2 separate regions of the Homo sapiens genome follow, and region 1 is linked to region 2. A link is a loop called in an ENCODE intact Hi-C map of the cell type or tissue named here. Cell type or tissue: mammary epithelial cell. All regions are shown on one strand. Each heading gives the region's core, and the rest is flanking DNA. Links, peaks and the distances in the headings are about the cores only.

Evidence for each region. Hi-C counts contacts between places; a loop is a spot of excess contacts. Peaks named below come from ENCODE experiments on the same cell type or tissue, not always from the same donor. Only the 100,000 strongest peaks of a DNase experiment are listed, where the experiment ranks them.
Region 1: it touches region 2 in a loop (2.2-fold over the local background); 3 of 110 quality-filtered maps call a loop at or near these places.

Annotation. Positions count from the first base shown.
Region 1 is chr4:52,050,473-52,053,390 of GRCh38, forward strand. SPATA18 (spermatogenesis associated 18) reads left to right here and starts at 832. Exons shown (of 13, transcript NM_145263.4): 1 at 832-1,319. The coding sequence starts at 1,233. RefSeq lists enhancers at 481-982, 983-1,482, 1,275-1,624 and a silencer at 805-1,104. In mammary epithelial cell, for the core only: no CTCF peak of the experiment used is centred there; DNase peaks (open chromatin) are centred at 1,529 and 2,109; H3K4me3 peaks cover 2,210 bases; H3K27ac peaks cover 2,071 bases.
Region 2 is chr4:52,101,880-52,104,797 of GRCh38, forward strand. No RefSeq gene overlaps it. Among named protein-coding and RNA genes, the nearest start is that of SPATA18, 52 kb to the left of the region's middle. In mammary epithelial cell, for the core only: a CTCF peak has its summit at 1,630; a DNase peak (open chromatin) is centred at 932.

The DNA of each region.
Region 1 (2,918 bases), core at 134-2,633, 51 kb before region 2:
ATAGTAGGAACACAGGCTCCAAAACTGAGCCTTTCATTTTCATTAGCAGATAGTAAAGCCACTGTAATCAAGAGAAATAAAAAATGAGAGGTGGTGAAAATTCTTGATTTTACAATACTTGAATATATGCAGTGTTCACAGATTTTCAAGTACCTACAGAGATGAAACTAAGTTAAACTAGCTAGCTAACCAGCTGAGGCTCTGCTCCCCACCGCTGTTTTAATGAATGGATAGGAATGATTTATAATCAGCACATTTTTTGATGGTATATAAAAGAGCTTGCTTCGAAAGCGCTTAAAGATGGTCGAAATGGTTTCCTAAGTAGTTGAACCTGTTTCTGTAGCAGAATACACACTTTTGAAATAGTGCCAAACTAGGTCAAGAAAGTCCCAATTAGAGAATTCAGAATTAAATGAAGCTTTAGAGTGCTCAATGACTCTAAAAAAAAAAGTACTAAAATACATACTGCCAAATCTTATCCAAACCTGAGGGATTAACTTTAATTTGTGAACATCCTGGAGCTAAACTCTATTAACTTGGGTACCCACCCAGTGGGTCAAGGAACAAAGTAAAAGCTAGAAGTAAGAAGTACTGAAATTTTAGTTACAAGTTTCATACAGGTAAACCCAAGGCGCTACAAATGAAGAATTAAAGGAATGAAAGGCGAAAGAATAAAGGGGCCAAAGAGGTGATCTCCTGAGAGCCTAGCCCCAAACTTCTATAGAGACTTAACTTCTGCTTTTCTGGACACGCGTGGGCACCCAGAACCCCGAATGGGGAGGAATGCTGTAGACGCCCTGCTGCCCTCCAGCCCGCGCGGCTGCGCGTCTCAGTCCACCCCTGGGGCGCGCGGCTGTCACCCAGGGCGGGGCGGCGCGGGCGTTGCCACGACGCGGGCCGCGCGCGTCCCTGGCAGCCAACCCGTCCACGTCAAGGTTTGTTTAATAATCGCCAGGGTATCTATGGCCGGGCTCAGGCGGCTGCTGGGGAGCCAGGAGACCGCGCGGGACGGCGGATGAGGCGCGGCGGCTGCGGCCCAGGGCACCTCCCCTCTGGCTTCCCGAACCCGGCCAGGTCCGACCCGAGGGGGAGGATGGAAACACCTGCCGCGCTCTGAGCCCCCCAGAAGAGAACACCCTTCCCGCCATATCACCCCACGGTCCTGCGGAGGCCACCGCCTGGTCCCCCCAAGTCTCCATCGCGCAGCGTGGGGCCGAGAGGAATAGTGAGCGATGGCGGAAAACCTGAAAAGACTGGTCTCAAACGAAACTTTACGAACGTTGCAGGAAAAGCTAGACTTCTGGCTGAAGGAGTACAACGTGAGTCTGGGTGAAAAACCCCCGGGGTTCGCCCTCCCATAGGTTCCAGCACAGCCCTTGTCGGGGATTTCTTAGGGCTGGAGTTGGTGGCCACTTTGCAAAGCCTCCGCGGTTGCGATTCCTAACCAGGATCTCAGCTTTCGACCGGGATCGCTGGGGAAGGAAGGACATGTGTGTACATGCCCTTGTCTCAGAGCTTCGGGAGGCGGCGCGCAGGCGGCCTGCGGAGCGCAGCACTAGGCTGCGGAGACTGGAGAGTGCTTCCAATCAGTGGTAACTAAGGACGCCGGCGACCTAGCAATAGGGAAGCCCTGCTGTCCGCGGCTGGTCTGGTCATGCCTGCCACTCTTTCCCATCCCCCTTGCCAGCGCAATCCACACCGCCTGCTTCCCCAATCCCGAATTATTTTTTACTACAACCCTCTCCTGCCCAGGGTTTGTATCAGAATGGATTTGTATAAACACACACCCAGGAGTTATTTACCCAGAAATCAGCGAAACGGACACTTGTTAACGTTGCGGGTTTCACTTGCGTGCTGGTGGGCCTGGAAATTGAGGCACAGTTCCAACACCAGGGCGGATTCAGGCCTTTTTCCAGGCATTTGTGAGAAGCCAGTATTCTGTCACCAAACCCATGAGCACTTTTCAAATCTCATTAATCCCTACTCGCACCCTGCCTCCCCATAATTCCCCCCTTCCCCCAAATAGAACGGTGAGTGTTGAATTTGCTTTACATTCGGTCGGTCCGTCTTAAATAGGGATTTCCCCTCTTACATAATAAGTGGAGCGGCCAGGCAAAAGAACTGTGGACCGGAAATTAGCCCCCCCTTGTTTCTACATTTGGCTCTGCATAGAACTAGCTGAATGACGGAGTCAAATTATTTAACTTCTCTTGGTCTTAGTACCTCATCTGTGAAATAGCAGAGATTGGTCTAGATGATATGTAAATTTCCTGTTCAGATTTTAAGTTTTTGAGCCTAGATTAGCTTGTTTCTGAGATCCTGCCTGTTATGAGGTCCTTAGGCTTCCCCATTCACCCTTTAACCAGTGCTCCTGAAGTGGAGGGGAGCTCAAAGAGCAGCTACAGCTTTCTCCTTAGCCTTCCTTTCTAGTGCTTCCTGTTCAGTCCTTTGCTCCCTTTTAAAGAACAAGCGCTGACCATTCCTTCTCCATTAAGAATTCTGGAAAGTTAAAATGACCTCTTTATCATAAAAGACTTGGGTTCCCCCCAACTAATTTTAAAAGTACCTACTACTTAGTCTCAGGAGGTTGAGAATAAGAAATTCTAACATGTATACAGTATTTACCCCTTTTTTTTTGCCCAGTGGCCTAACTAAACTCTGAATTTTAAAAAAACATGTTGTTTGTCACAATGTTTATTACAAATAACACTAGGATTTGTCTGGAACTAATAAACAATTATTTTAGAAACTCCCTGTAAGTGATGAGAAGTGCCTTAGTTTATTACATTTTCCTGTCTTGATAACATCCCATTCTCTGCTCTCATTAAAACCATTTCCATCCAGCTGTTTTCCCTTCATCTCTCTACAGTAGAGGCTGCACTCACAGCCACCAGTGTTTTTCATACCTTGTGGCCACT
Region 2 (2,918 bases), core at 178-2,677:
TAACAAAATATGATATGTACCTCATAAATATGCAGAAATATTAGGCATCAAAAAATTTATGAAAAAATACAGACACCTAATCTTAAATGGAATTATGAGCCAATGAAAGTGACAAATACACATTATTCAAAATTAGGACACACTAAATAGCATTTCATGTGAAGATTCATTTATATCATAATTCATGAATGCATTTTATGAACATTTCAAATTATGTTTCACATTTAAAAAATATATGGGTTATTAAAAAGTGACAAGTTTTAAGATGAATTACACTTCCAATAAGTCTGAGCTTTGAATATACTTAGATTTTGAGTAACTTCAATGAAAATGTTGACTAGTATTTTCAAAGTTTGTTTGATGATGAAAATCACTTGGCTTGATTATTAGAGGTAAACTCTTGGATCCCACCTCAAGCTCCCTGGATCAAAGTCTCCAGGGACATCTGTATTTTCAACATCAGTAGCCAAGTGTGAAAAACACTAGTCTGGACCATCCTTAATGCCCGACAAGGAGAATATTGCAAAAATAAATTATTGCATATATGATGGGGCAGCATCATACATGCAATAGATGGAAATTTCTAAATGGAAAATGATGTCTCCGTTTAAAAGACTCTCAGAATGTTATTTGCTACAATCCAGAAATAGATAATTTACTGAAAATTCATATGTAAATAGCTAATTATGGGCTATGCAATTAAATTTTCAATAAAAGGAGAAGGATGAGAAAGTATAGTACTTCTGTCTTCCCTAGAGGTAAAAATTTGCTTATCTTGTGGTTTATATTTGGACAGCTTCTTTGTTGAACTGACAGAATATGTTTTCTTACTAAACTTATAAGTCATTTCCTTCCATCTTACAAGTCTGTGTTCACTATGTGTCATTGAGATTTGCAGTCATAGACTTAGAATAATGAGTCCCTATTGGTCATTGTTTGATTAGTCATGGTCATCTGCCAAATAGAGCTAGATGTCACCTGGATGATTCAGATTTGGGAACATCTTTATAGTTATTCATATGAGTCTCTAGAGAAAAATCTAAAATGGAGTGAAACTGACATTCAAATATTAGATCTCACAGGTGGCCTACCTCAACTAAAATTTTCGCAAACACTGAATAGAAAAATTTGGCTTTTTCTGTTTACTTGGCAAATGTTCCAAAGATAATACTTGAATTGAACTTGTTGCAATTTCCATTCATGAAAATTGAAGCATTTTTCTTCTTTTCAAGTCTGGGTATAATTTCTTATCATTACAGTATCTTAGTGTTGACAAGTACGTTCTGAAAATCTCCAGGAAAGGGCCAAAAGTAACTCCACTTGGAGTGTGCCAGCGTTTCAAATACATTGGCTAATAGATCTAAGAGATGCCTTGGTGGCAATGACAGATTTTCCTCTTTGTGTTTTCCTTGACTGAATTAAACTTTTCTTCATCAAATAGCCAAAGGTGATAATGTAAGATAAAATGACACTGATTACTGGAAACCAAAGTTGTACAATTTCCTGGGATGAGCTCTCCCTCTGTAACCAAACTTGATCGACAATTGGAGGAAATTCTAGGGACATAAATCAGTTCCCATCATTGATCCTATTAGGGTCTCTCTAGTTCACCTAGGCCTGGTGTTTCCCTGGGAAATGTATGGAGTTAGCCATGAGATGGCAATGTTGCTTAGGAAATGAGAGGATACCAGCAGTTAGTAATAAGATTCAAATTGGGAAACAAATAGCAACTCCTCAGATAAAATTTATAACTTAATTACTGGTCTTACTGCTCTCCATGAATTTGGATAATAAATTGATGGAGGGTAGCCAGGGATAAAATAAAAAGTGTGATAGAAAATTTGAAGTGTTAAATAACTATATATGTAATAAAGGATTTATGCATTTGATCCCATTAAGGCAATTAAAAAAAAAAGAGAGAAAAAAATAAAAATAAAAATAAAAAATAAAAAAATGTGAAAAAAAAAGAAAATGTGGAGTGTTAAATAACTGTATATGTAGTAAAGGATTTATGCATTTGTTCCCATTAAGGCTCAGGAGGCAACTTTTCTGCTAGAACATTTTTTTTTGCTACTTTAAAAAAATCCCCTTATGCAAACCAATACCATCATCTTGTCAACTTGGAGTTCTTATTGCAATTTGTTAACAAATGTTTTGGATGTAGGTCTTTGCTCTTAAACATGGAAAAAAGGAGAAAATAATGGTTTCTTTCATGATCCTCTATGATTTCCAAGATTTTCAAATGATTAATATTTTACATGACCCAAACTCAATTTCAGAAACTCTTAGGGTTATTTCAAGTAAGTGTTTTAGTTTTCCCCTAAAAGATGGAATAATATTGCTAAGCAACTCTCAAAGAAATTGTAGGAACTTGCCAGAGTGAAATTCCTAGAGTACTTGAAAGAGGCACAATTCTGTATGAAGGCAAAAAAAATATAGTTAATAATAATTTTTTTTTAAAAAAATCTCTGCAGAAAGAAATATTTCAACTCTGTGGGTTTTATTGAGAGTAGTGAGTGTGGTATCTACTTTATTATTTCTCTAGCCATGCTTTGAGGGCAGCAGATTGTGGATGCTCTGTGCAAAGTTCAGGACTCCAGGTAATGAAGTCTGCAAGGTATGGCTGAGCCAAAGGTACTGCGTTTTCACTGGGCTGGTTCCCCTCAGGTTTAGACCAACAGACCTTCCAGGACTGGCTTAAGGAGTGTGGGATTGAGTCCATTCTGCACGAACACACAGACGTGAGCACACACACACACACACACACACATTACCACAGATACTGTCAAACTGAAAAGGCCCAAGATGTGGCTGTGGGCAGTTTTACTTTGAATATGTAAAATATTCCAGCTAGAAAGCCTGTTTTTTTTTTTTTTTTTTGAGAGGGAGGGTTCAAAGAGAGAAGCTACTCACACCTT